2 separate regions of the Homo sapiens genome follow, and region 2 is linked to region 1. The links are chromatin loops, found by intact Hi-C in ENCODE. Cell type or tissue: gastrocnemius medialis. All regions are shown on one strand. Each heading gives the region's core, and the rest is flanking DNA. Links, peaks and the distances in the headings are about the cores only. Region 1 overlaps GAS7 (growth arrest specific 7). Region 2 overlaps GAS7 (growth arrest specific 7).

Region 1 (14,681 bases), core at 5,409-10,408:
TGCTATCCCGTACTTTACAACAGGGAAACCGAGGCCAAATAACATGGTCCTTGTTAAAAGGAATAGATCTGGGATTTTTGAACATCTGTCTGTAAGATGCCAGCGCCAGAGCTCTTAATAACGGATTCTCAGACCTTAGAGTATACCACAATCACCCAGAGGGCACCCAGCAGGTTCCAGATAATGCTGATGTTGCTGGTCCGGGAACCATACTTTGAGAACTACTGCCCTGGATGATCCAATCTGGCCCCCATTACCTCTGAACTCATCTTCTATTTTCCCTTCCCCACAATTCCTCTTCAGCCACACTATCCTCCTTGCTGCTCTCTATGATGAAGGACATGCTTCTGCCTCAGAACATTTTTATTTTATGTTCCCTTCATTTGGGATTCTCTTCCCTCAGATATGTGTGTGGCTTGCTCCTTCCCTCTGTGATAGGAGCCTTCCAAGATGGCCCCCAACACACTCACCTCCTGATACACTCCTGTGTCATCCCTTTCTACCTTCCCTCCTGGGTGGTCCCTGAGACTAATAGATTGTGGCAGTCATGATGGAGTGTCACTTTTGAGACTAGGTTGTAACAGACATTGTACCCTTTGCCTTGCTTTCCCCTGGCTCGCTCGCTCTGGGCGAAGTCAGCAGCCATATTGTGCAGAGCCCGTGGCAAGGAACTTTGGCTCCTGCCAGCATCCGTAGGGCGAGCTTTCTTCTTTTTTCTTTTTTTTTTGAGATGGAGTCTCGCTCTGTCGCCCAGGCTGAAGTGCAGCGGTGCGATCTCGGCTCACTGCAAGCTCTGCCTCCCGGGTTCATGCCATTCTCCTGCCTCAGCCTCCCCAGGAGCTGGGACTACAGGTGCCTGCCACCACGCCCGGCTAATTTTTTGTATTTTTAGTAGAGATGGGGTTTCACCGTGTTAGCCAGGATGGTCTTGATCTCCTGACCTCATGATCCGTCCACCTCTGCCTCCCAAAGTGCTGGGATTACAGGCGTGAGCCACCATGCCCGGCCAGGGTGAGCTTTCTTACAAGTAGCTCCTCCAGCCCCAGTCAAGCCTTCAAATGAGGCAGCACCCACTGACTTCCTGACCCCAAGCTCATGGGGGAACCTGAGGCACAATTGCCCAGCTAAGCCACTCTCTGATTCCTGATGTGCTAAAACAATATGAAATAATGAATGTTTGATGTTTCCAACTGTTAAATTGGGGGTAATTTGCGATGTAACAATAGATACATAATACATTTCTCTCAGATCTTCATTCTGTGTTCCTTTCTTGGTGAGGCCTTCCCTGGCCATTCTTAAATTACAGCTTCGTTCTCATAACACTTTCTATCCCCCTTCCTTGCTTTATTCTCCTTAGTGTGTACCAAGAGCTAACCTGATATGTTTTGCTTATTTTTTGTCTCCTGGCACAACTCCCTCCCCCAATCCCATTAGAAAATTTTTAAGTTTTCACTTATGGAAAATTTTATACACATACACATTTTATACACATGTGCATGTGTCTAAAATTAACTAAAGATGGAATGGCATAATGACCACTAGAATTTAAGCTGAAGGAGGAGGAGTTTAACCACTTATATTTCCTGCAATATAACCCCGTGTCCAGCACAGTGCCTGACACAGAATAGGCCCTCAAATATGTGTTGAATGAATAATAATAATATTCATATTGAGGATGATTCTCAAATAAAGGGTTGTTTATAGATTAAAATACACTGTTTTGCTGCAGCTCCCAGAGTCCCAGCCTAGAGCTCAGACACGGTGAGTGTGGCCAGAAAATGGTGGTCTTTGTTGTCAGACTGAGTTCCAGAGATGCCACTTCTCACTGAGGCCTCAGTTCCTTCCATTAAAAGTGGAAATGGGCCGGGCGCGTAGTCCCAGCACTTTGGGAGGCTGAGACAGACGGATCATGAGGTCAGGAGATCGAGACCATCCTGGCTAACACGGTGAAACCCTGTCTCTACTAAAAATACAAAAAAATTAGCCGGGCGTGGTGGCAGGCTCCTGTAGTCCCAGCTCTTCAGGAGGCTGAGGCAGGAGAATGGCGGGAACCTGGGAGGCGGAGCTTGCAGTGAGCTGATATCGCGCCACTGTACTCCGGTCTGGGCAACAGAGCGAGACTCCGTCTCAAAAAAAAAAAAAAAAAGGAAATGACAGCACCTATCTCATAGGTGTTTTGTGACCGCTGAAGGGGATGCCAGATGTGGAGGGGCTTGGCGTGACCAGGCGTAAATGGTTCTTCAGAGAGTAGTTTCTTTCCTGCAGAGAAACTGTGGTTGTGATTTAAATATCATTTAATTTTTTTTTTCGAGATGGAGTCTTGCTCTGTCACCCAGGCTGGAGTGCAACGACGCGATCTCTGCTCACCACAACCTCCGCCTCCTGGCTTCAAGCAATTCTCCTGCCTCAGCCATTTACTTTTAAGAGGGAATTTCAAATGTCTTGTAGCAATGGCTGTACTGGAAGGCATTGAAAAACCAGAGATGGAGGAAACTCTGGTGCGCAGGAGGGAACCAGGTCTCTGTGAACTGCTGCTTTTGTATTGGCCAAGGGAGATAAGCAGGGGCCTCCAGGAGAATGTGGCCTGATTGCAAATTCTGCATCTGCCTGGACCAAGGCAATGGGGCTCGCTTGGAGGACAGGGCAGCATAGCCTGGGGGCAAGCCAGCTTCTGGGTAGGAAGGGAGAAGGGCTGAGAAACGGAGTGGCAGGGCTGCCATCTGACTAGAAAAACCTGGCCATAGCTAGGCAGACCCTCCTTGTGAGGACTACAGGGCAAGGAGAGAAGCCATGGGTAGAGAGACCGCCAAACCAGGGCAAGGAAGAAAGAAAATTTGGTGGTGGGGGAGGAGGAGATAGAGCAAGTAGCACAGAAGGGTGAGTATAAAGAGAGGCAAAGAGGAGAAGACTGCAGGAATCTCAGATCAAAGTCAAGACCCCAGAGTCCATTTCCTTCTGCTCTGGTATCTGTGGTTATTTTACCTGATAACCACAGGGGGCAGCAGAGAGCCGGCACAAGCCAAGAAAAGTGGACGAGCCCCAGCAGGAGGCCACTGGGGGCCAGAGGCTTGTAGGTGGGCCCATGGCCAGTCACCATAACCAGTGGCTTAGGTCCAGGGGCTCCTTGTGGCTTTCCCACTGGAGCCCAATATTGCTAATGCAGGCAGGATGCAGCCTTAACAAGGGGAAATGAAGCCCGGAAGTGACTATTTAAAATTAATAACTTCCGCCTAGCTCACTGTTTTTAAAATTTATTATTATTATTTTGAAGAAGGGGCATCTGTGCTTTGAAACTCAGATTTACATAGTCTTCAAGCTTTCAACTGGTCTCTCACTTTACAAATTATTCATTCACTCACTCATCCATTCATTTATTCATTTATAGAGATAGGGTCTTGCTGTGTTGTCCAGGCTGGACTTGAACTCCTGGATCCTATTGCATCAGCCTCCCAAGTAGCTGGGACTACAGGCGTGTGCCACTGTGCCCAGCTGTCTTTATAAGTTTTATTCTATGTGGGGTAGACACTGGCATTCGCTGAGGAGAAGATTAACATCTTTGGCTCTTAGCATTAATGCTAAAATAGTACCTCCCTTAGACTGGTTTCATCCATGGCCAGTATATGGCTCTCTGGGTCTCAGCGGAAGAGGTCTGAATGGAGTTCTAGTTACCACTAGGAAAATATGTGTTTTGTGTGAATTAGGTGGGGTGGGAAGAGGCTCCCCGGGGCACATCTCACTTCTTCCACTCTGACCGCACTGTTCCTCCTAGAACCTCTGGGGCCTGTGTGGCCATGGCTCTGTTAGTAGAGTGTGGGCAGTCATCCGGGATGACCTAAGACCACAGGGATGGACGTCCAGAGAATGCAGAAGGGTCTCAATCCAGCATCTCTTGAGGCCTGGAGCTGCCGCTTCAGTCTTACTGTGACTTGGTCAAGGAGCCAGATGTGTTGTAAGCAGATTAGGGAATCTTGTATTGGAAAAGACCTGGACACGGCTTCCTCCCTGTGGGTAGTATGGTCCTCTGGGGTGACTTGTCCTGCTGCTGGTGAGGTCACCCAGCCAGAGCCCCAGTGGCTCTCTCCAGATGTCTGCCTGGCCTGGCCTGGCCTGGCTCAGCACCATCCCTGCCCCAGGCTCACAGTGTCTTTGTGTTATGGGTTGGTCAGATCTCGCCAAGACAAGGAGATGGACTGGGCTGAATCCTTCAGGCAGCTGCATCGTCCCTGATGGGGCCCATTTGGAGGTTAGAGGGGAGGGATATGGTACTTACGGAGACTCTAGCTTGTGGGGGGTCTGGGAGTTGACCAGGCCAGTGAGGGCAGGGAAAGGGGCCTCCCATCGGGTCCCCACATGGACAGCAGCATTCAGACTGCAGGCCAGCGTCCACCTAGGGTTTCAGAGCCTCCTGCAGCCCCCGGAGCTGCTGGCTGCTGTTCTGATTGCCTCTGTACTGGTAGTTCCCTTCATGGAGGGCTCAAGGATGGGGGATGGGGAGAGGAACGGGGACCAGCAGCTTCTCTGTTCAATAGTCCAGATGTTATTTTGGGTCCGCAGTGGTTGGTGATGGCTCGCAGGTAGTAGGCAAACAGTGATGGATGAATGGGTGCAAGGATGGAAGGAGTAGTCAGTGCATGAATTGTGACCCTCTGCCCCAACCAGAAGATCAAAGGTGGTGTCTGCACATCAGCTGGTGGGACTTCCTTTTAAAATAAGGTCAATGGTGTCAGCCACCAAAGGGGTGGTGGCAGCAGCACAAAGGGAAAGTTTTCTGGGACCTTTTCCCTGCTGTTTATTCCTGGAGAGCACATCAGGTGGGAATCTCTCTTGTGCTGTCACAATGTCCGTCTTTCTGTTGGCCCATCTGTCCTTGCATCCTTCAGGCCAGGTGCCGTATTTGAGAGGGCGAACCAGCCGTGGCTTCGACCCTCAAGGAGATAAGGTGTCAAGGTTAGGATCTGAGCTGTCTGAGGGATGGACAAAGTGCTGATTTCCTAGAAAAAAGCTGGATGGAATGTGTGTGTTGCAGGACTTAGGTCAGGTTCTCAAGAAGACTTGAGGCAGATTTACATGCAGGAGTTTCAGTAGGGTGTGTGCTCCTGGGAGCAACCCCCGGGGAAGGAAGGAAGCAGCATTGCAATGCGGCCACCAAGGAGGCCTCGGCAGCGCCGTGGGGAGCTCTGAGCTGGGAGGGGCCTTCAGAATTGTTTGATTTGAGACAAGGGGATTGGTGGGCCGTTGATCCCCTCTCACCCCAGTCATTAGATGTGCACCCTGCACCCCTACTCTAGGCATAGCCTTGGGCACGGCAGCTCTCTTTGGCTAAGGGCGGTTCCCTGAGAGGGACTCAGCTATGAGCCTCTGCAGCTAGAGAGATTTGGGTGGTGCACTACAGCACCCACTCTAGAGAGTCTGGGGAAGAACTCTTTGCAGGGAAGAAGAGCAATCTTGATAGGCTGCATGGTGGAAGAGACATTTTAGTTGAGACTTGATGAGTGAACAAGGTTGTGATATCCAGGGATGGGGGAGCAGGAGGCGGCAGGTATGGGTGAACAATACGGGAAAGGCGTATTTAGAGATCGGCGAGGCAAGTTAACTGGGCCTGAAGTGAAGCCAGTGGGATGTCAGTCTGGATGCAGTCAGGGTTGGGATCCTGGAGCACTTTGCCAGGAGGCCAGTGGACTTCGGAATTGATTCCGTGTGCCATGTTGGAAAGGAGCTAGCCAGGGATTTTCGCTGTGAAGTGACCTCCGGCGAAAGCTGGGCTCTAGGGTGAGTGGTCCACTAGCTGTGAGTGGACGGATTTCAAAAGGCAGGGAGACTGGCTCTGGAGTGACATGGAGAAGACAAGAGGAACGTGATGGAGGGGCATCTCCAGGCCCTGGGAACCAATTAGATATGAGGGATGGGACATAGGGTGGAGCTGGTGATGGTGAGTGAGCCCTGTCCCTGGTTGTCCAGGGGCCAGGGAACCCAGGAGACTCGGAGGAGAGGGTGGAGAGGGGAGCCCGGTCTTGACTCTGTGGATGTGAAGGCAACAGTGCGGCCTCCAGGCAGGGCTGATTCAACGGGCAGGAGAGAAGAGAAGCCTGCCTAGGAAGGAGCCTGAGGCTGGATGGTGCATCTGCTCCTGGGGATGCCCACCTCGCTGCTTTTGCTCATCGAAGCTCCACCGGGCTTGTCTGTCTGTTTTATTTAGTGCTGAGAAAGCACATACCATGTGCCCGATGTTATCCTAAGTGCTTTGTACAGGTGAACCCAATTAATGCTCTTTCCCAGCCTACTTAGGTACCATTTTCATCCCCATTTTATAGTTGAGAAAAACAGAATATAGAGTTCAGATGATTCCAGAGGTCACTCAGCGTATGAATGGCTTATGACGTGGGCCCTAAGCAGGGCAGTGGTCTTTGAAGTAAGTTCTCCAAGGCTTCCTGCTCTTGCCAGCCAGTGGGTCCCTTGGAGAAGCTCCTAAGCCTGCTGGCAGCCTCTCTCCTTGTCACTCCTCATAAAAGACCCTACTACTGTCTGGTTTATGTTCACACCGTCTCTGCTTTCCAGATCACCCTCAATTCTGTTTTCTCTCCCTTAAGACATGAAGGGACCATATTACCCCTGTTATGCCTGCCCCTGGAGTCCAGGTTCACCCTTCCTGAAACCCAAACCATGGGCCTTGAGACCACCAATCACACCTAGAGAGCGGGAGTATTGGGGCCTACGAGACCAAGTAGCCGAACCTCTTTATTTTGGATGAAGCATCAGAGGACCAGAAGGGTGGTGCGATTTGCCTAGGGCTGCACGGTAGTTTAGGAGCAAAGTTGAGTCAAGAACCCAGTTTTGTTTTTATTGTTTGAAACAATTGAATTTTCAGTAATGGAATTTTTAACTAAATAATGTTATATCCTCATATCAGACTAACTTTAAAAATGACTTAGCGCTAGAGGCATGTATGTGGGCCTTTGGTATTGGTACAGTATCTCCCTTGGGTGGACACCTTATTGAACTCATTTTACATAGGAGGAAAGGGAGTCACAGAGAATAAGTAGCTTGGCCAAGGATAGTGGTGGTGAGAGGCAGAGCTGGATTCCAACCCAGGCAGTCTGGGTCTAGAATCACCACACTAAACAGAGCCTAACTACTTTGCTATACCGCCCCCTTCAGTGATTTTGGAAAGTTTTTAAAATTTATTTTTATTTTATTTGTTTATTTATTTTTGAGATGGAGTCTCACTCTGTCACCCAGGCTGGAGTGCAGTGGCATGGTCTCAGCTCACTGCAACCTCCACCTCCCAGGACCAAGCGATTCTCGTGCTTCAGCCTCCTGAGTAGCTGGATTACAGGCACACACCATCGCGCCCAGCTAATTTTTGTTATTTTTAGTGGAGATCGGGTTTCACCATGTTGGTCAGGGTGGTCTCGAACCCCTGACCTCAAGTGATCCACCCGCCTCGGCCTCCCAAATTGCTGGGATTACAGACATGAGCCACCGCGCCCGGCCTATTTTCATTTTTTGAGACAGGGTCTTGCTCTGTCACCCAGGCTGGAGTGTAGTGGCGCCATCATGGCTCACTGCAGCCTCGACTTCCCAGGCTCCAGTAATCCTCCCAGCTCAGCCTCCTGAGTAGCTGGGACCACAGGCACGTGCTACCACACCTGGCTAATTTTTGTATTTTTGGTGGAGATGGGGTTTCACCATCTTGCCCAGGCTGGTCTCAAACTCCTGAGTTTAAGCAATTCACCCACCTCAGCCTCCCAAAAGTATTGAGATAAGACGCATGAACCACTGTGCCTGGACAGATTTTGGAAAGGTATTCACAAAAATTTATACATAAAAAGAATCTATAGTTTGATTTTGTCTCATTTTAAAGAGAAACATATGCTTAGAAAACAAATCAACATATGGATACCAAAATGTTGATGGTGATGACCTCTGAATGGTGGGATGATGGGTGATATTTATTTTTGTGTGTTTTCCTGCATTATCAAATTGTATGTAGTGAGAAAGTATTATTTTTATCACTAGATAACTTCATAAGAAGTCTCTGCTCATGGCAGTGAAATGGGTAAAGTAGTGTTTGGGGGACAATACTATAGCTTGCAGTATTAGTTTTCTCTCTTTCTTTGCTTTCTTTGCTTTCTTTCTTTCTTTCTTTCTTTCTTTCTTTCTTTCTTTCTTTCCTTTCTTTCCTTTCTTTCCTTTCTTTCCTTTCTTTCTTTCTTTTTTTTTGAGGCAGAGTCTCATTCTGTCTCCCAGGCTGGAGTGCAGTGGCACAATCTCGGCTCACTGCAACCTCTGCCTCCCAGGTTCAAGGGTTCTCCTGCCTCAGCCTCCTGAGTAGCTGGGATCACAGGCACGTGCCACCACGCCTGGCTAATTTTTGTGTTTTTAGTAGAGACAGGGTTTCACCATGTTGGCCAGGCCGGTCTCGAACTCCTGACCTCAAGTGATCTGCCCACCTAGGCCTCCCAAAGTGCTGGGATTACAGTTGTGAGCCACTGTGCCCGGCCAGTTTTATTTCTGATTAGAGCCTGTAGCAGGGCATTGGAAGAGAGAGAGGTGACCAGGCAAATTCAGCAGTTACAGCTCAAATGAGACTTAGAACTGCGAAATCAGGAAGAAACTTGGAAGTCACCACCAGGTGGCAGAGGGCCCCTGTCTCTTTACAGGCTCCTGCACCTCTGTGCTTTGGAGTTTCAGGTAACAGTGGACATTTGGGGAGAAATACCTGGTTGGCAACTTCAGGGTTCCAGGAGAAGAGTCCAGAGCCCCGAGACAAAGTAGGGGTGAATGAAGAGGCAGGTTGGGGCAGAGGATATTTTAGAGGATCTTGACATCTCAACAGGAAGTCCATCTCCTTCTGGCCCCAGCCTCATCAAGAAGGGCCCCCAGCAAAAACAAGCTCTGTGGTCATGGGATGGTGGAAGGGGGCAGGGGCCAGGAAGGGAGATGGATGGATATGGGAGCAGAAAGCAGGGTCCTGTCTGGCCAGGGTTGGGGAGGAGGGCGATTGGCTGTCTCTCTTTTTCTCCAGCTCTGAGCATCTCCTTCTGCTCTGTGAAACTCAGGTTCTGCCCTGTGACATTCTCAAAGTGATTTTCTTTGCTCTTCTTTCACCAGAGACCACCTGGGAACGTCCCAGCAGTTCTCCTGGGATTCCAGCCAGCCCTGGCTCTCACAGGAGCTCTCTGCCTCCAACAGGTAATGTCCGCTGTCTGCTTTGGGGCAACTGGGAGGGCCCTGATGCCACATTCAGTGGAGAGGCTGAGATGATGGGTCCTGGGTCTTAAACCTGGCTGATGTAGCAAACCCAGGGAGGGGTTGGGCCTGGGAGAGGGTCCCTTAGGCCTGCTGCCAAGCAGGTTGGTGTCTCCCTGGCAGTGCCAGCAGCAGCTCTGGTGGCCTCCTGCACACTCCTCCTCAGGCGCTTAGTGGGAGGAGATGGCTGGGGGAGGTGAGGTGTCAGAGCTCTTTCCTGTCTGTCAGGGGCAGGAAGACCTGAAGTGTGGACAGAACCACCCTATGTGGCTCTTGTGGACATCACGGAGTAGAAGCTAAAAGGAGGTAGATGTTTACAAGGCAGCTTTCAAATAAAACACCTGAAACAGTGTGAGGGAGACCTTTTGAGGGTGTGAGTTCCCCATCTGCAAAGGTAATCAAGCAGAGGCAGTTGAGATGGACGTTCTTTTTTGTTTGTTTGTTTGTTTCTCTTTTGAGACAGGGTCTCATTCTGTCACCCAGGCTGGAGTGCAGTGGTGCAGTCTCGGCTCACTGCAACCTCCCCTTCTGGGTTCAATGGATTCTTGTTCCCCAGCCTCCCGAGTAGCTGCGATTGCAGGTGCGCACCACCACACCCGGCTAATTTGTGTATTTTTAGTAGAGACGGGATTTCGCCATGTTGGCCAGGCTGGTCTTGAGCTCCTGGTCTCAAGTGATCCACCTGTTTTGGCCTCTCAAAGTGCTGGGATTAAAGGTGTGAGCCACCGCGCCTGGCTGAAATGGACATTCCTATAATAGGTGGGAGGTTTGTTCAGGGGCCTCTTGGGAGACATCTAGGTCTGAGATTCTGGAAGGCAGGTTATGGGACCCATCAGCAGGGAGAACAACATCTCCTTTCATGTGGCTTTTTAAAAATGTCACCTCCTCCAAGAAGCCTTCCCTGACCACTCAATTTTGAGCCCTCATGCAGTCACTTTAGATCTCAGCCGCATGCTATTTTAATGTCCCCATCATCCTGTTCCTAGTTGACCTTCACTCTCCCATGCTAGACTGTAAGCTCCCTGAGGGTGGGGACTTTGTCTGTTTCTTTTGTGATATCCTCAGTCCGCAGAGCCTGGCTTCCGTGTTGAACTAATTCACCAATGTCTCCACCATCCTATGGTGTGTGGAGCACACTTGTTGGTTTTCGACTTCAGGAGTCAATCTGGCAGCAAAGCATGAAAGTCAAAGTTGTGGTTGGGGCTGGGAATTTAATCTTCCAATGCCTTGAGCGTGACATCCTCAGCTTCTGTGGAAGGGAGGTGAGAGCCTGTGTAAAGTTTTCAGAAGAAAAAGTAATCCCTGGTCTAAATAGTTTACCTGAAGCAGCACAGGGAACCACAGGAAGGACCAAAGGTAATCACAGGACTCTGGAATACTGGATCGGAAGAGGGAGGTGGGACGCAAAGCGAGTGGCCAGATCCTCACCTTTCAGAGCAGGGAGTCTTTGGATATTGTCTAGCATTGAGACCTGAAGACATGAAAGTGCACATTCAAAGCATATTGCTTAGGCATATGACAGTTGCCAGCAGAAGAGCTCAAAACTGGAAAAGATGGGAAAATATTACCTCTAGAAAATCAGCTGAGGCGTGGGAGAGGTGATAGGAAGGTGGGTGTTTTCTATCAAAAATTATTTTAGGTTTTCAAAAGCACTTTATTTATATTTATATTATTAAATTTTTAAAAAAATAAGAAAGGAACCCCCTGTGTGGGAGGGACATGGGGCAGCTGTGACGGATTTCCTAGGGAGACAGTGAGTGCTGCCATCTCAGACCAAGTCCCCAGAAATGGGCCCGTTCGTACTGTAGCTGCCGTGTGACAGCAGGCAGTTCTGAGCCCACTGGCTTCTCTTTCAATGTTGTTCTTGTGTTTTTTTTTTTTTTTAAAACAATCAAAATGCCAGTGCGAATGACGCAAGGTGTGTCCTTTTTCCTGGCTGGCTCCAGGCCAGCCAGACACTAAAAAGGTAACCCAGCTGTCTTTTCCAGCCAGAGTGGTCGGTGAAGGAGGACAGGACAGGGAGGCCGGCAGAGGGAGGCTCGGATGTGTAGAGACAGCACGTGTGACTCGCAGCCTGCCCCGTTGGTGAGGCTGGTCGAGACTTGCCCTTTGAGTCATGGGGTCACTTCTCCAAAGCCTGCTCTCCTGGGACCCTCCACAGGCAGCATCTTGTCCTCTCTGCTGTTGATGGGGGCTGTCCTGCAGAAGGGATGCTCACAGGAGCTGCCTCCGGTCCCTGGCTTAGAGGCCTGGGTTTAACAGGCTCCCTTCTTTACCCTACAGGTGCATCAAGAGCCTCTCTCTGTCCAGCGCTGCACTGTGTGCTGGGCCCCTAAAGGGGGCTGAGAAAGGTGGGGAGATGGGTGGAGAAGGTCAGATATAGAGATGAGAATTGCCCGCATGGCCAAGGCTAGACTGAGTGTGTTGACAACTCCTGTCCCCCTCTGCCCCCATCCCCAGGGTGCTGGGGTAGTATTTCCTAAGGTGGAATCCTTGGGATCCCAGATGTATCCGTGCTCCATGAAGGAGGATGAAGAAGGACAGGCACATTAGCATTCTGAAGACTGCAGGAAGGCCTGAAATGAAGAAACCTATTTAACTCAGTTCGTTTGTGCTTTGTTTCTTTGTTTGAAACATACCACATATGTGTTAAGCTTTCCTCCCTCTTTTGGGTGGTTTTGCCTACCAGGGGACATTCGGCAATGTCTGGAGATATTTTTGACTGCCAGCACCGGGGGGAGGGGCTACAGGCATTTAGTGGGTAGAGGCCAGGGCTGCTGCTGAACATCCCACAATGCACAGGCAAGTCTTCACAACAAAGAATCACCTGGCCCTAAATGTTTACTAGTGCCGAGGTGGGGAAGCTCAGTTCTAGAGTGACCCAGAGCCTCAGTTCAGCGCTGCTCAAGGGTTCCCAGACCATGGCCCATTGAAGCAAGAAGCAGCAGCTCCCTACGTCAGCATGAAGAGTCCTGTGTCATTGATTCTGAGACATACATTTTCCCCTGACATATTAATATCTTGGAAGTCAGATGCATCTTACAATCAATAGTATATACTAGTTTATTAGAGACATGGTCTTGCTCTGTTACTCAGGCTGGAATACAGTGTCATGATCATAGCTCACTGCAGCCTCCTCCTCCAGGGCTCAAGCAGTCCTCCTGCCTCAGCCTCTCAAGTAGCTGGAACTACAGGCGTGTGCCACCACACCCCGCTAATTTTCTTATTTTATTTTCTTCTTCTTATTATTATTTTTTTCTGTAGAAACAGTGTTTTGCCATATTGCTCAGACTGGTTTTGAACTCCTGGTCTCAAGTGATCCTCCCAAAATTACCCAAATTACAGACATGAGCCACTGCTGGCCTCAATCACTGGCATCCTAGATTTGTGAAATTACAAATGTTAAACTGGGGCCTTGGGCATGTTTCTCCTTGCCAGGCCTCATTTTCCCCATTCATAAACTTGAGGGCCTGGAGAGAGATAAAACGAGGCCCTGCCCATCCATGCATGCTTTTGGATTATTTTGTTTGTTTGAGGTGGGGTCTTGCTCTGTTGCCCAGGCTGGAGTGCAGTGGTGTGATCATGGCTCACTGCAGCCTTGACCTCCTGGGCTCGAGGGATTCTCTCACCTCAGCCTCCCGATTAATTGGGACTATAGGCACATGCCACCTTGCCCAGCTAATTTTTAAAGAATTTTTCATAGAGACAAGATCCCACTATATTGCCCAGGCTGGTTTCAAACTCAGAATCCAGTGATCCTCCAGCCTCAGCCTCCCAAAGTGCTGGGGTTACAGGCATGAGCCGCCATGCCCAGCCAGCTTTACTTTTGTGTTGTAGCTTTGTTAACTTCTAGAGAGAGTTTGAAGGGCCACCCACAGAGCTGGTTCATTCTTATTAGTGCAGGTTTGTTGGATACTGGTAAGCAGAGGCAGCCAGGTTGCCAACTGGGAAGAGAGTTCTAGAAACATGCCTAGAGTCCTCCCCCAACCCCCCCCTTCCCCACCCCCGCACAAACTAGACTCCAGTCTTTGAATGTTGGGTGCTACTTAGGATCAGACCTGGGCTGGGGACTTTGCCTGCATTCCATCCTTTAATATCACCAGAGTTATGGAAGCTGTGTTTATTCAGTAGCTTTACTAGAGGTGTTTAATGCCAGGCTTTCTGGGTGAGACCCGCATGAGTAAGAAATAAACTTTAAACCAAAACAGAACACCTAAGACGCCATTCAGTAACTGCTGCAAATATTGAAAGTCCTCTTTGGGCTGGGCTTAACGTGCAGTGTGGAAATACTGATTTGTAGAGAGAAATAGTAACAGGCAAAGAGAAAGAAAATGAGTGAAAAGGGAGATGCTGGGAGTTTCATGTATGAGTCATTGGGTAGAATGAAGACAGTACAGGGCAGTGTTGTCCAGTAGAACCCTCTGTGACAGTATAAGCATTCTTTCTCTGTGCCTTCCAATATGGTAGCCACTAGCCATGTGTGGCTCTTGAGTACTTGAATGGGGCTGGTATGTCCAAGGAGCTGAATTTTTCATTAATTTAATACCTTGTTAAAATTTGGGGAACAATTTTTAATTTACAGAAAAGCTATAAAGACAGTAACTTCCTGTGCCTTCTGTACTCAGTTCTCCCGGTTGACATCTTACATAACCACGGTACATTTGTCAAAACCATGAAATTGACATCGTGCATTACGAGTAACTGAATGTTAGACTTTATTCAGATGTCATGAGTTTTTCCATTCATGTCCTTTTTCTGTTCTTGGATCCAGTCCTGGAAATCATATTGCATTTAGATTTTATTTAAATTTGATTTGTTTAAATTCAAATAGGCATCTGTGGCTTTTGTGTCAACAGTGCAAATGTGGAAAGTGAATACCTTTCTGAGCCTCTGGGCCTGGGATATGCATTGAACTTACGTGTTTTTCTTAAGGATAAAAGAAATCTATTATTTTTTGAGGTTGTCCTGGTGGGCGGTTGTGGGAGTGTTTCAGGAAACATGGGTTCAGGATCTGGCTTTGCTCAGCCTTGGGGCTTCAGCCCACTGAGGGATCATCCTTAGGCCTCCAGTAGCCTCAGGGAACCTAGATTAAAGGGGAGAGAGTGAATGCCTTTGCAGAGGCTGAAGGGCAAGGAGGACCTTCCTTTGAGCCTGAGGAGCCGGCCAGGGATATGGTTAGGGAGGCAGCTGTGCTTCCTCTGAGCAGGGGCTCTCTGGGGAGGGGGCTCCTGAACCCAGAGCCTCACCCTCGCCCACACCTTCTTCTCCAGATCAGGAAGCCTGGGACAGCTCTCCTCTCCCCTGCAGGAGCAAAGGAAGACCCTCGCTTCTTGCGAAATTAGCCAGTCTCAGGTTCAAAGCAGCTTCCCCAGCACTCTGACTTAGACCTCACCCCTGACTCCAGGGAAGGCCCTGACACCTTCTGCTGGAAG
Region 2 (14,681 bases), core at 3,562-8,561, 54 kb after region 1:
GATCTGCTGTGCACTGTTGGGCAATTCTTCGCTGCTGGCTGCTCTGCTCCAGACCCAGAAGCCTCACCACATGCTGTCTTTTATTCAGCTTTTGCCACTCGACTTTAATGAATTCTCTGGGGGAAGTGGCTTTTGGATGATATTAAGTCAACAGAACATTCAGCCTGGATTTACTGGCTGTGTTGAAGAGGCTGGGAGCAAGAAAGCGGGGGTATCACTTGGAAGGGTCATGCGGTTAAAGAGCTCCAAATCATAGAGAATGTAGCCTGGGGCCTGCATTGGCAAGTCTTAGGGACTTCAGGAGATTTCTTCTACGTGAAGCCTCTCCTTGGAGTGGAGAAGTGATGCTGCTAAGAGGACTTGGCCCTTCTCTAGTAAGCTGTGGGCAGCATCAGGGCTCACAGCTAGAGAAGCAGTGCTAGAGGAGACCGTGCTTCCTAGGATGGCCGTGGGAGCCTTCTCTGCCCTGTGGCTGCATCTAGGTCACTAGACCCACACAGTCCATCTTCCCCACTCCTGGAAGCCAAGGAGCTGGGTTTTTCCTATAAGCAGCGCTGTGTGATACCTGCTGTTTGAAAAGAGCTTCTCCGGCTGGGCATGGTGGCTTATGCCTGTAATCCCAGTACTTTGGGAGGCCGAGGTAACCCCTCCCTGCAGCTGCTCTCAGTTGGTCAGGAGTTCGAGACCGGCCTGGCCAACATGGCAAAACCCCGTCTCTACTAAAAATATAAAAATTAGCCGGATGTGGTGGCACACGCCTGTAATCCCAGCTACTCGGGAGGCTGAGACAGGAGAATCGCTTGAACCCAGGAGGCAGAGGTTGCCATGAGCCAAGATCGCGCCATTGTACTCCAGCCTAGGCGACAGAGCAAGACTGTCTCAAGGAACAAACTAATAAACAAATGAAAAGAGCTTCTCCCTGGAATAGAACCTGTTTTCCTTCCTTGATTTATTAGCAGATGCTTGCACCCCTCATCAGCAAACCAGGGAGGGGTGATGTGAAAGCTCTGGGGACAGTGACGGCCCAGGGGTCAAGGCCCTCACTGCAGCTGAGGCTTTGGAATGTCCCCACACCTGCTTCCGGCACCTTCCTGGGTCCTTTCGAGCCTCTGGATTTCTAGGAATCCCCACCCCCCCCACCTCTTGGCTGTGCGCCACAGTCTGTTTCCTTAGCTCCAGAGGTAAGGTGAGCTCACTTGGACCTTGGTGGCTCATCTGACTCTGTGAGTTGAAACGTGATGCTCATGTCTGGTTTCTGCCTGACTTCTGCCTCATCCGCGTCCACATTCTCAGCTGTCATATACCTCCCCGAGACCTGGGGTGGAGCCCCACCATCCTGCCTCAGGAAGGGCTTTGGCTTGTGACCTGAGTCTCATGGTCTTTGTGTTGCAGCTCCTTGGGAGAGGCGTGGGCCCAGGTGAAGAAGAGCCTGGCGGACGAAGCAGAAGTTCACCTCAAGTTCTCTGCCAAGGTAACCCCTCCCTGCAGCCACCCTCAGTTGGTCTTACACACTGGGGTACTAAAAAATAGTTAACAACTGTCTCTCCAGTTTGCCGTTTGCCATTTTCCCTGGTGTAAACTTCAGGCTATCAACATGAAGTCACGGAATACGGAGTTGGGAAGAGATATCTGCCCAGTGGCTCACCATGAGGTGGTGCATTTTTGTATAGACACAGTAGCACAAATAACCATCAATATCCACCAAGAGCATGGAAAATAGTAAAGTGTAGTTAGGAGGTGGTAAGTGCTAGGTATTTATTGCCTTTGTTTTTTATGTTTTGTTATTTTTAAAAAGACAAGGTCTCACTGTGTTGCCCAGGCTGGAGTGCAGTGACATGATCATAGCTCACTGCAGCCTCAGCCTCCTGGGCTCAAACGATTCTCCCACCTCAGCCTCCCAAGTAGCTGGGACAACAGGTGTATGCAACCATGCCTGGGTAATTTTTTTATTTATTTGTAGAGATGGGGTCTCGCTATTTTCCCCAGGCTGGTCTTGAACCTCCTGGCTTCAAGCAGTCTTCCTGCCTCTACCTCCCAAAATGCTGGGATCACAGACATGAGCCACTATACCTGGCCTATTACCTTCGTTTTTAATATAATTTTTATTCAATTATAAGTTCATATCATTTCCTTTTTGATAATGGCCGTGTTTAACAACCAGCAAACAGAATTCCTGAAAATTTAACATTCAGCTCTTGGGAGCCACTGGGAGCAGGCCTTAGCACACCTGCCCAGTTTCTCAGGGCAGCCCCTGAGTGACGAAGCCCTGCTTTCTTTTTGCCTGGCTTTCAAAGGGATGGAGTAGGATGTCCTGTCTCTTCCTAGTGTCAGGGAACATTAGGTTATGCCAAAGGGAGAATTTTTTTTAAATTTGTGGTTGTTGCAAAATTTCAGAACAAGTAAAGGGTCCTTCTTTATTTATTTATTCATTTATTTATTGATTGATTTATTGATTTATTGATTTTGAGACAGAGTCTTGCTTTGTCGCCCAGGCTGGAGTGCAGTGGTGCGATCTCAGCTCACTGCAAGCTCCGCCTCCCGGGTTCAAGTGATTCTCCTGCCTCAGCCTCCCGAGTAGCTGGGACTACAGGCGCCTGCCACCACACCCAGCTAATTTTTTGTATTTTTAGTAGAGATGGGGTTTCACCGTGTTGGCCAGGCTGGTGTTGAACTCCTCACCTCATGATCCACCCTCCTCCGCCTCCCAAAGTGCTAGGATTATAGGCGTGAGCCACCACTCCCGACCATAAAGCATCCCTCTTTCATTTAATTCTGAAGATACTAGTGCCAGGACTCGAGGGCAGGGTGTTTCTGTCCTATTCCCATCCTCAGGGCTCAGGATGGTGTCTTGCATGTAGTAGATGCTTAATAAATATTTTCTTATTGAGTCATGAATGAACAGAGCCCTCTGACTATCTCCACCCCACCCCCAGTCTTTTCAGGTCTGCTTTCTCTCAAGATTTCTCCATGTTTCCAAGTGACTCTCCCTTCCCCACTCCCTGGCACATACCTCCAGGTTTTCTCTCCGACTCTCAGCTAATTTTTAGATGAAAAATAAACTAAATCTCTCAGTGAAGTAATCCACTCTAAAGTGTACATGATTGGTGGGGCTACCCATTAACAGGCTTGCCTTTTAAAGAAAGGGGCCAGGCGTGGTGGCTCACGCCTGTAATCCCAGCACTTTGAGAGGCTGAGGTGGGTGGATCATGAGATCATGAGATCGAGACCATCCTGGCCAACATGGTGAAACCCCATCTCTACTAAAAATACAAAAATTAGCTGGGCTTGGTGGCGCATGCCTGTAGTCCCAGCTACTCGGGAGGCTGAAGCAGGAGAATCTCTTGAACCCTGGAGGCAGAAGTTGCAGTGAGCCGAGTTCACGCCACTGCACTCCAGCCTGGCAACAGAGTGAGACTCTGTCTCAAAAAAAAAAAAAAAAAAAGCGGGGGGGACCTTTCAGAGTGCACCATCCCAGTGACCCTGGCCTCCTCGCTCTTCCCTCTGTCCTCCCACCATCACTAGTCAGACACAGCAGGGTAAAGTGCCTAAACGCTGAGTCTCCCTTCTTTAAACACGTGCTTGATCATTTGAAGGTAGCATCCCTCAGAGATGGTCGCTCCTTCCTGGGACTTCCACGTTCAGCACTCACTGGTCCTGTCTCTTTCCTAGTGTCGTTCCTACTGCAATTGCAAGTCCCTGCTTTGGGATCCCATACGATGTACCCCGTGGTGGTACTCGGCACACAGAAGGCAGAATGAATGACTCAGATGACTGAGACACGTGAAAGGACTTTCTAAAGAGCTGGGTTGGAAGAGGGAACAGAGCTGCTACAGCTCCCCATGGCTTAGTGTGCCCCAAGATTGAGTTGACACCCAGATGTGAGTGAGAATTCCCAGCCAGTGAAGGCATGCTAACTAACCTCATTACACCAAGCGCTTCAGTAGAAAATTGCTACTCAAGTCCTGGCAGAGAAGGGAACTCCGTGAATGGATCTTTTTCCTGCATTGCATCCAAAACAGCAAGTTATTTTTCAGCTGCAGATCATGAGTAGCTTTCCCCTCAAGGCCTCCCTTCCCCTGTCGGGGCCCCCAGCAGCTCCATTCTCTGCTGTGGTAGAAACTTCCATTGACTGGGAAGATCCTGGGCGGGCTGCCATTGTGATGGGGTGGGGCTGGGAGCCAGAGTTGCGAGCTTTGGAAAGGTCACCTGCTGGGTCCCCGGGAATCTTGGTGGCATTTACTCCCCATCAGCAGGACCCCTGATTCTTGATTGTTTAGAGTGCTCAACAGGTGGCAAAACTCTCTCCGACGTGGTAGTGGTGACATAAGTGGTGTGGATGGCTGTGTGCAGGATATAACTCATTGCCGTCAACCACCACGCGAGATAGCATACACATTTCACAGTGAGAAGAGGTGGGGTGAGATCACAGCCCATGGTCACACAGCCAGGTGGGTTCAGTCACAGAGGAAGCAAAGGAAAGGACTGAGCGAATGGGAGACTTGGTCCCCAGAGCTTTTCTTCCAGCAGCTCCCCTGCTTTGGCAGACCAATGGCATTGAAAACACAGCCTCTTCTTGAGCCTGTGCCTTTCCAGGGGTTGCCAATGGGCTACTGCAGACTGGCCCTGGACAACCACATGCTCAGAACATTTTAAGTTAGTGTTCAGGACACAGGGTGGACCTCACCATTCAGTTGACAGGAAGCTCATGAAGACCCGTCATGCAAAACAGACTTTGCTACGAGAGGCTCTCGGCTGCTTCCAGCCTGTCGGTCAGTGTTGGTGGCCTCAAGCGGTCATCGCAGCAGCCTAGTGGTTTTATGGCGATTCCTTGAGAAGAAAGTGGCTCCAAGGATGTATTTGACTGCCATGAATAATATAGCTCCATATGCCAAAAACCGTTTTTAATGTCTGCTCCAAAAGACTTATTGAAATTCTGCTCTGAATGCTCTGTGTCAGGGGTAAAAGCTCTTTAAGAAATGCAATTTTGTTGCAGCAATTTTTGTGGTTTTTCTGGTCCATTAGCTCAAGCCATTGCTAATAGCAACAGATTGCTAAAGAAATGAGAGAGCCGTATACAAAGAAAGTTATACCTGGCTCCTGCTGAAGAAGGGAGAAGAGCAGAATTCCTTCTGCTGATAGAAAATCTCATGCGGTAGAGGCTCTGCGTTCCATCAGAAGATTTAGGGGACAGGAGTGAGGAGACATGAGTTGTATCTCAGTATTGTCACTAACAAGCTCTGTGACCTTGAGCAAGTCACTTAGCTCCCCTGGGGTTTCATTTCTTCACATATGAAATGAAGAATTCAGACCAGATCAGTCTCTTTACACTTATCTGACAGTGACTTACAATGATGCATTTTATGTGAGCATTCAGAACCTGTCTGTAGGTATCCACTCCGATATCTGCACACAGACATTCACACACATCTGTAGCTGAAACAAACGTTTCATAAAACAGTATTTATCCTCCTACTTAAAATGTACTCTGGTATTTTCTGTTCAAGTCTGGTCTGTTCTCACCAAAAAGCTGGTCCTGGCCCATTAAATCGATTTCACAACTCTCGGCCGCACACCGTCTGAAAAATATCAGACTAGACAGTGTCTGAAATTCCTACCAACTTGGAACTTCTCTTATTCTCTTCTGATGTGTGAGATGAAAAGGAAGCAAAGAGAGCGAGAGTTTTGGAAAGAAAAACTGATGGGCCATGACAGGCCGGCCTGAGTCTGTGAGGACACTTTGAGGAAGGACTTCTGATTCCTGGTTCAACAGAGATGCTTAAAAGTTAAGAATGGGTACTAAAGATACCAGCCTAACCATTTTAAAGGAAAAAAAAAACTGTCTTTTAAAAGTACTTAATATCGTCGGGCACAGTGGCTCACACCTGTAATCCCAGCACTTTGGGAGGCCGAGGCGGGCGGATCATGAGGTCAGGAGATCAAGACCATCCTGGCTAACATGGTGAAACCCCGTCTCTACTAAAAATACAAAAAAAAATTAGCCAGGTTTGGTGGCGGGTGCCTGTAATCCCAGCTACTTGGGAGGCTGAGGCAGGAGAACGGCTTGAACCTGGGAGGTGGAGCTTGCAGTGAGCCAAGATTGCGCCATTGCACTCCAGCCTGGGAGACAGAGTGAGACTCCGTCTCAAAAAAATAAATAAATAAATAAAATACTTGATGTCTGTAGCGAGATGGAGATGCCAGGCATCCTCATCTGTGGAATCAAATCACTTGTGATAGTTAGCAGCGTCACGCTTCCAGAATGTCATTTGAATTTGGGGAAAGCTTCCTGGCATATTGGCAGGTTCATGGGCTTTTCCCCAGACCACAGAACCTGGGGCTGGGGTCCAGGAAACCTTAATGTTGAAAACTCTTCAGGTCATTCCTGGGCGTATTAAAGCCTGAAAGTCACTTGCTTTCCATGTCCTTAGAGACCCCGGAGTTTCTGAGTCAGCAGGCTGAGCTAACTCTCCCAGATTCCCGGAGTCGTACAGCTGCTCCTACTCAGCAAATGCCAAACCTATATACGTGGGAAAGGGGTTTATTTATTCTCGTAAGCTCTCAAGATTTTTGTAGCATCCTGCAAACTGCCGCCAGGTGGGGATGTTTTCCTATACAGGGAAGGTTCCAGGGGCTCAAAAAAAATAGTAGGACATATTTACAACTAACACGAGGAGGAGAGAGGGGTGTTTGGATGGCCAGTTCTCTGTTAGTCTGTGACGGTCATCCAGCGACAAAGCTGTCTTCTTGTCACCCAGGGGATTGAGCTCTGAAGAGTTTGTCATTCTCTCTACAAACACAGAAGGGGCACCCACCCAGCCCCAGCCCAGGTCAGACACTGGGCACAGCAGTGCTCAACCCAGATGGGGCCCCTGCCCGCTTGGAGCTCCCAGCCCCGTGTAAGTCAGTTGCTTAGAATAGGGACACCTAAGTCCTGGTTGTATCCAGAGAAAAAGATATTGTACAGCAAAAACCTGAGGGAGAGGAGAGAAGTCACAGAACCCTCGTTGGGATATCATCTGTCCAGGGAAGTTGAGCTGTGCTCCCTAGAGACACCTCTAAGACCGGTGGAGGCAGATTTGCGGTGGTGGGGTGGTCATAGGTTGAAGAGAGTTGCCTGATTCCAGGCAGTGGGGTGGGAGGGGTGCACAGGGCTAGGGTGCCACCTGGCTTTGACCACAGCAGGTCCCGTTGATCTGTTTTCTTATAAATGTTATGGGCTGGGCACGGTGGCTCACGCCTGTAATCCCAGCACTTTGGGAGGCCGAGGCGGGCGGATCACGAGGTCAGGAGATCGAGACCATCCTGACTAACACGGTGAAACCCCATCTCTACTAAAAATACAAAAAAAAAAAAAAAATTAGCCGGGCGTGGTGGCAGGTGCCTGTAGTCCCAGCTACTCGGGAGGCTGAGACAGGAGAATGGCGTGAACCTGGAAGGCGAGGCTTGCAGTGAGCCGAGATCGCGTCGCTGCACTCCAGCCTGGGCGACAGAGCGAGACTCTGTCTCAAAAAAATAAATAAATAAATAAAAAATAAATAAATGTTATGCTCACAAACAAAAGGAACAAATTTTAAGGAAAAGTTCTTTTAAAGGGGGGTGGGATGGGAAAGAGGGAAGGAATAAAAGAGAAGAAAAAAGCTTAAAACCCTGATGCCACCCAGCTCTTCTGACAGCATAAACCCTTTTCTCTGGCCCCTGGGATACAGGGCGGTTCCCTTTGCCTGTGCTCCAGGCAGCCCAGCAAGCTGAGAATGTCTTTATGAGCGCAATGCGGGACAGTTGCCCTTGTGAGTTTCCAGCAGGTCTCCAACAGTTCCCACCATCAGTTCCTCGAGGTTTGGACCCTGTCTAGCTCACCTTTGTATTCTCAGCACCTGCCATGGAGTAGATGTTCGATAAATAGGACTGACCTGAGACCTTCTAATTGAATGGCATTCATTCGACTGTTCTTTACTGAAGCCGCGTACCCCAGTCACTGTGCTGAGTGCTTGGAGACACAGACGCTGATGTGGTTTCTGTCCCCAGAAAGCTCTCAGTTCGGAAAATAAGGGAGAGAGACATAAGAACAAAGCCGTGCAAGAAGCTGTGGGATAAAATAAGTGTGTGAGGTCATTGATTATTATTGTTTTTTGTTTGTTTGTTTTGTTTTTTTTTTTTGAGACCAAGTCTCACTCTGTCACCCAGGCTGAAGTGCAGTGGCACAATCTCGGCTCACTGCAACCTCCCAGGTTCAAGTGATTTCCTGCCTCAGCCTCCTGAGTAGCTGGGATTACAGGCACCTGCCACCACTCCCAGCTAATTTGTGTGTGTGTGTGTGTGTGTGTGTGTGTGTGTGTGTGTGTGTGTATGTAGTAGAGATGGGGTTTCACCATGTTGGCCAGGCTGGTCTCGAACTCCTGACCTCAGGTGATCAACCTGCCTTGGCCTCCCAAAGTGCTGGGATTACAGGCATGAGCCACCGTGCCCAGCCCATTGATTATTAACTTGATTTAGCCATTCCACAATATATACATATTTCAAAACAGCATATTATAAACCATAAATAGTAAAAAATTCTAAAAATTTAAAAGCTGCAGAAGCTCAGAAAAAAAGTAGTTAACAGATGGGGAAATCAGAAGGCTCTAGTTGCTAACCACTTATCCTGTAGACGTGTGTGGGGGCCTCCTGAGCTAAGGTGACCTGCCTAAGCTGAGACCTGATAGGCAGCCACGTGTCAGGGGGTGTCTCTCACCTTCCTGCCAGGTCGCTACCCCAGACTCATCCTCACTTGCCTGGGGAAGTGGGGGTGCCCCTCCCATCCCTCCTCCCTGCACTGGCTTACAGCTGATGCCCTGGGTCCTGAGTGTGCGTCTCTACTCTCCCAACAGCTTCACAGCGAGGTGGAGAAGCCCCTGATGAACTTCCGTGAGAACTTCAAGAAAGACATGAAGAAGTGCGACCACCACATTGCCGACCTTCGCAAGCAGCTCGCCAGCCGCTATGCCTCGGTGGAGAAGGTGAGAGGCCCAGGACGCTGGGCCAGGGCAGGTGCATGGGGGACTGCCTGGAAGAAGGGGGACTGGGAAGCCAGCAGTGGCTCCATACGCCAAGGCTGAGTCTTTGTCCCCAGGTAGGGGAATAGGGGGATGTCCAAGCCTCGTGCCTACGCCAGAGCACCCCACCCATCCAAGGGCAGATAGGAGCTGCCTCCCTGTGGTGCTGGAATGACCACCCAGAGGGCCAGGGGTGCGAGGAGAGGCTGCAGCTGCAGTGGGCAGTCGAGTGGCTGTTGGCGACCAGTTAAACCCCGAGCCTAGCAGTGCTGCTGCTGGTTCACGTGGGGCCCCGTGTTTAAGCCTCACCTGGCTGAGTCGTCCTGACTCAGTCACCGCCTCCCTGCTCTCCTTCCTGCTCAGGGATGAGGCTGAGTCCTGGGTGGTCTCACCTCCAGGGAACTGATGTTCAGCCTTAGAGGGAAGAGAGTGTGCCCCAGGGACTGATTCCCAGTCCCCAGTGCCTTAGAGAGGAGAAGGGGGCTCAAACTGCTGGGACACCCTGGGCCCAGCCAACTGCCGCCACCCAAGGACCACAGAGATGCCAGTGGTGGCCTGGAGGAAAGGCAGTACAGTGAGGGGAACAAGAGGGCCGAGGCTTGTCCAGCTCCAGAACGGGAGGGCTGTTGCTACATCCTATTAAGTGCTGCAGGGAGGTGACACAGATGGCCTTTGTGGTCCCTTCCAAGCAGAGGGGCTGTGACTTTAGGACTGCCTAGGTCCCCAGTCTTTGTACAGGCTCCATCGGGAAAAAAACGTGGTTTGAGAGATTGAGGTAGGCTGAGTCCAGATGTCACTGGAAGAGGCAAGGACGAAAAGAGTTGGGTTGTAGCCTCTACCTAGCTGGGTGGTGCCACTCTGGCTGCTGGGCCTCTCTGGACCACTGTGGCATCATCCACACAAACAAGGGGCGAAAGGACTCCAAAGGGAAGCTGGGCTGCGTGGCCCAGGAGGCCCACTGGCTCCGAGCTGTATGAGCAGCTTCTCCGTGTCCTTGGACCCCAGGCCCGGAAAGCCCTCACAGAGCGGCAGAGAGACCTGGAGATGAAGACCCAGCAGCTGGAGATCAAGCTGAGCAACAAGACAGAGGAGGACATCAAGAAGGCGCGGAGAAAGTCCACACAGGCTGGTAAGTGCTGGGCACCCGCCTGGCCTGGTCAGTGCACACAGAAGGAGAGGGCACGGGGCTAGGAGATGAGGTGACTGGCGAGGGTGCATCTCTCCTTTGCAAGACTGCAGCGAGGAAATTACTTCCCTTGTTTGCCAGGAGGTACCCCCTCTTCCCTTCTCTCTGACCCACACCCAGAGATCTCAAAGAAAGAGACTTTGGGGGTCAGAGGAAGGACACAGGCCGGGCTAGTTCTGGGGCATGGTAGAGGCTGGACTCCTTACTCTCTCCCTGGTCGTGGCTTTTTTTGTTTTCCGCCCAAGCCCCAGATCTCTGACCAGGAGGTGGACAAACTCCTTCATGCACTGAGAGCTCAGGGCCCTGTCCCTGTTCAGAGCCCACAGAAGCACACAGCTCACCCAAGCTGCCCACTTCCCCAGGAAGCAATGCTCTCTCTGAAGGTTCACCTATGGGGATGGGCTCCTGCCCTGGGAACAGAGGCTGACACTTTGTTTAAAGAAATAACCAGATTTCAGTCTCTTGGGAATAGTCTCCCAATGAGTTGGTTTCTGCTTCCACCTAGTGGTCAAAGTTAGCTAATACACAAAGAGGAAGAGAAGGCCTGGTAGAACCAGTGAAAACCTCGGTAACTAGATCTAAGGGAAGCCACGTTTCACTGCACGAGAGGACACGCATGTTGCCTCTGGAATTAGAATGTGTGCCGTAGTATTAGAGTTTGGTCTGTAGGTCCCTTTCACCTCAATTTCTGGTGAACCTGTTACAATTCCTTCATTATAGAAGAAAGCAGCCACCTTACATTTCAAAATAAGGTAAGATAGAAATAAGTCAATAAAAAATAATGTAATAGAAGGATAACGTTTATTATACAAATCTTATAATGCACAATAATAAATTACAGGATCAAGAAGTAGAGGGCACAGTATATTTATTGGTAGAGAGAAGGGGGGGCACAGAAGGGGAAGAGATCTGTTTAAATTATTAAGTTATTAAAAAAATAACTTATAGGCCAGGTGCAGTGGCTAACACCTGTAATCCGGCAGTCTGAGAGGCTGAGGCAGGAGGATCAGTTGAGCCCAGGAGTTCGAGACCAGCCTGGGCAACATAGTACCTCATCTCTACAAAAAAATTTGAAAAAATTAGCTAGGCATGGTGGTGCATGCCTGTAGAATCAGCTACTCAGGAGGCTAAGGTGGAGGATGGCTTGAACCCAGGAGGTTAAGGCTGCGGTGAACTATGATCACACCATTGCATTCCAGCCTGGGTGACAGAGAGAGACTCTACCTCAAAAAACAATTATATTGCAAAAACAGTATTGGTACATGGCAAAATATTTTAATCAGCAGACAAGAATATAAAATGCTATTCACAGAAATAATCACCATCTCTTCCTAGTGTTTTGATTTTTAAATATTTAAATTTATATACATTTGATCATACAATCTATCTTCTGAACTTATTTAATATATCTTGGAAATACCTCTTTTTCATTTCTGTAAATCTTTTTGCCCATCCATTCATGCATATCAAACTTTTTAATGGCTGGCCAGTGTCCAGTTGTATGATTGTACCCAAATTTGTTTCATCATTCCCTTAACTGAGGTTTAGGACTCTTAGATTGTTTCAGAGTGCTTGCCAGCCAGTGAAGCTGTGTTATTGTACCTGCATCTTTGTGTGTGCCTAAGACCAGATCTGCATATAGAGAGAATATAGTTGCTGAGTCAAAGGGTATTATTCGTCTTGATGGATATTTCCAAATTGCTTTCCAGAGAGAGCACCTATCAACAGCATCTATGAATAATGCCTGTTCTCTAAATGCTTATCAACATTGTGTGTTATCAAGATTTGAAATTGGTAGTGAGTGGGGAAAAATGATATTTTGTTTTTAATTTGCTTTTCTCCATAACCCAGGTTGAGTATGTAAAATATACATATAAATCATTGTTGTACTTTCTGTGAACTGATTAACTCATATCCTTTCCCCACTGACCATAGATTCTTTATCTATCAGGGAGATGAATCGTTTTTCATTTTAATTGCAGATATTTTTCCTAGATTGTCATTTGTCTTTTAGTTTTGTTCTTTGTAATTTTTTTTTTTTGCTTGTTTGTCTATTTTTTCTTGCTGTTTTTCTGTACAGTGATATTTCCCATAAGAAGCCTAGATTTCGGAGCTGATTTAGATCTTTTTTTTTAATCACCTAGAGGGTTTTTTCTTACTTTTTTTTTTTGTTTCAGGTGTTTATTTTTGTTTTTGTTTTTAAAATAGTGAAGGCCGGCCGTGGTGGCTCACGCCTGTAATCCCAGCACTTTGGGAGGCCCAGGCGGGCAGATCACGAGGTCAGGAGTTCAAGACCAGCCTGGCCAACATAGTGAAACCTCGTCTCTACTAAAAATACAAAACTTAGCTGGGTGTGGTGGTGTGTGCCTGTAATCCAAGCTACTTGGGAGGCCAAAGCAGGAGAATCGCTTGAACCCAGAAGGCAGAGGTTGCAGTGAGCTGAGATCGCAGCACTGCACTCCAGCCTGGGCAAGAGAGTGAGACTCTGTCTCAAAAAACAAAACAAACAAACAAACAAAAAAAGACAGTGAAATATGTAACCCACCAGACATTTATTTTTCCTTACACTGGTGGTCTAACCATATTCCACAGGTTCTTATTTGTGGTGGTTTTATTTCTGCTATTTTCATTATGTTTTGCTATTTGGGTTTTCATTTGATCTTCGAACCAAGAATTGTTTCAAAGAAAATCTTTATATGTTTACAAGCAAGGGCTTTGTTGTTGTTTTCTAATCTTGCTATTTTTTTTTACATAGTTTTATTGCATTGTCATCAGATAATACGGTCTCTCATTCCTGTAGTTTGGAATTATTTTGTGACGAAAGTGACAGTCCTTAGACCTAACTCTGAAAAATACCGCCTCTTCTGAGCACTCGCTGTGGCCAGCCTCCATGCTTTAGAGCATTGTCTCTTTTGATCAGCACAGTCCCCCTGCAGGGAGGTATTTTTATACCCTTTACAAATGAGAAGACTGATGGCAGAGAAAATGAGAACCTTCCATGAGGTCCACAGTGGTGGAGCGGCGAAGCCACAATTCAGTCTCCTCTCATTCCAGAGACTCTGCTTGTCGCCATTTTGCTGGACAGCCTGTTGCTCAGGAAATGCCACCTGTTCTTTCCTTCTGTTCCTTTCCTCCCTCTTCCTCATCTTTTCCAAGGCTACTAGAAGGAAAGACATCAGATCCTCAGGGATCATCATCATCATCATCATCATCATCATCATCTTCATCACCACCATAGCCCATATTAATATTTGGCTCTCTACGCCCATCTCTATTCTAAGTGCTTTACATATTTTGACATATTTATTCCTCATAACAACTTGGTAAAGGTACAATCGTTATCTCCATTTTACAGATGAAGACACGGAGGCAAGCGCAGGATAACCGACTTGTCTACGATTACATAGCTAATAAGTAGTTGAGCTGGGATGACAACAAAGGCTTTTTTTTTTTTTTTTTTGAGATGGAGTCTTGCTCTGTCGCCCAGGCTGGAGTGCAGTGGTGCGATCTCTGCTCACTGCAAGCTCCGCCTCCCTGGTTCATGCCATTCTCCTGCCTCAGCCTCCCGAGTAGCTGGGACTACAGGCGCCTGCCACCACGCCTGGCTAATTTTTTATATTTTTAGTAGAGACGGGGTTTCACCGTGTTAGCCAGGATGGTCTCGATGTCCTGACCTCGTGATCCACCCGCCTCGGCCTCCCAAAGTGCTGGGATTACAGGCGTGAGGCACCGCGCCTGGCCAACAAAGGCATTCTTGTCCCACAATCCATGGTCTTAACCAATACTGTTCTAAAAAGTTCCAATTTCAAGCTCTTGGGCTGCCATAGAGAGAAGGTACAGCCCCCTTCACCTACTCTGTTTCCCAATGCTGTGGAAGTTCCTGAAGCAATTTCTCAAAATCAGCATTGACACACAGGGCTCAGGGAGTTTCACAGTGTACAGAGCAGCACGCCGCCCTCCTCCTCGGCCAGGCAGGAGCTCTTGCTAGAAATGCATTTGCATTTCGGAGGCTGAGGCGGGCGGATCACAAGGTCAGGAGTTCGAGACTAGCCTGGCCGATATGGTGAAACCCCATCTCTACTAAAAATACAAAAACTAGCCAGGGGTGGTGGCGCATGCCTGTGGTACCAGCTACTCGGGAGGCTGAGGCAGAAGAATCACTTGAACCCGGGAGGTGGAGGTTGCAGTGAGCCGAGATTGCGCCACTGCACTCCAGCCTGGGTGACAGAGCCAGACTCCGTCTCAAAAAAAAAAAAAAAAAGAAAAAAATGCATTTTACGGTGCAGCATCCACTTTCTTCTCTCCGGTTCAGTGCCTCTTGGGATCAAGGGTCCAGTCATTGGCCTTGGACCAAGAACAAAATGAATAAATGCCTTGGTGTGGGCTCTGTTATTCAAGGCACACTCGCGTCTGGTGTGTGGCATAGCTAGGGGTATGGTTCGCAGCTAGGCCTGGGGCCTGGA

What was found. Peaks named below come from ENCODE experiments on the same cell type or tissue, not always from the same donor. Only the 100,000 strongest peaks of a DNase experiment are listed, where the experiment ranks them.
Region 2: a loop joins it to region 1, with 9 times the contacts of the local background. A loop is called at or near these places in 5 of 110 quality-filtered maps.

Annotation. Positions count from the first base shown.
Region 1 is chr17:9,976,315-9,990,995 of GRCh38, reverse strand. It overlaps GAS7 (growth arrest specific 7), which reads left to right. Exons shown (of 14, transcript NM_201433.2): 3 at 9,112-9,192. Among named protein-coding and RNA genes, the nearest start is that of RCVRN, 78 kb to the right of the region's middle. RefSeq lists an enhancer at 9,345-9,846. In gastrocnemius medialis, for the core only: no CTCF peak of the experiment used is centred there; no DNase peak of the experiment used is centred there.
Region 2 is chr17:9,920,956-9,935,636 of GRCh38, reverse strand. GAS7 (growth arrest specific 7) reads left to right here. Exons shown (of 14, transcript NM_201433.2): 9 at 1,393-1,471; 10 at 8,868-8,996; 11 at 10,038-10,161. Among named protein-coding and RNA genes, the nearest start is that of RCVRN, 23 kb to the right of the region's middle. RefSeq lists an enhancer at 9,654-10,580. In gastrocnemius medialis, for the core only: a CTCF peak has its summit at 6,580 (motif pointing right); a DNase peak (open chromatin) is centred at 6,487; H3K27ac peaks cover 826 bases; H3K27me3 peaks cover 578 bases.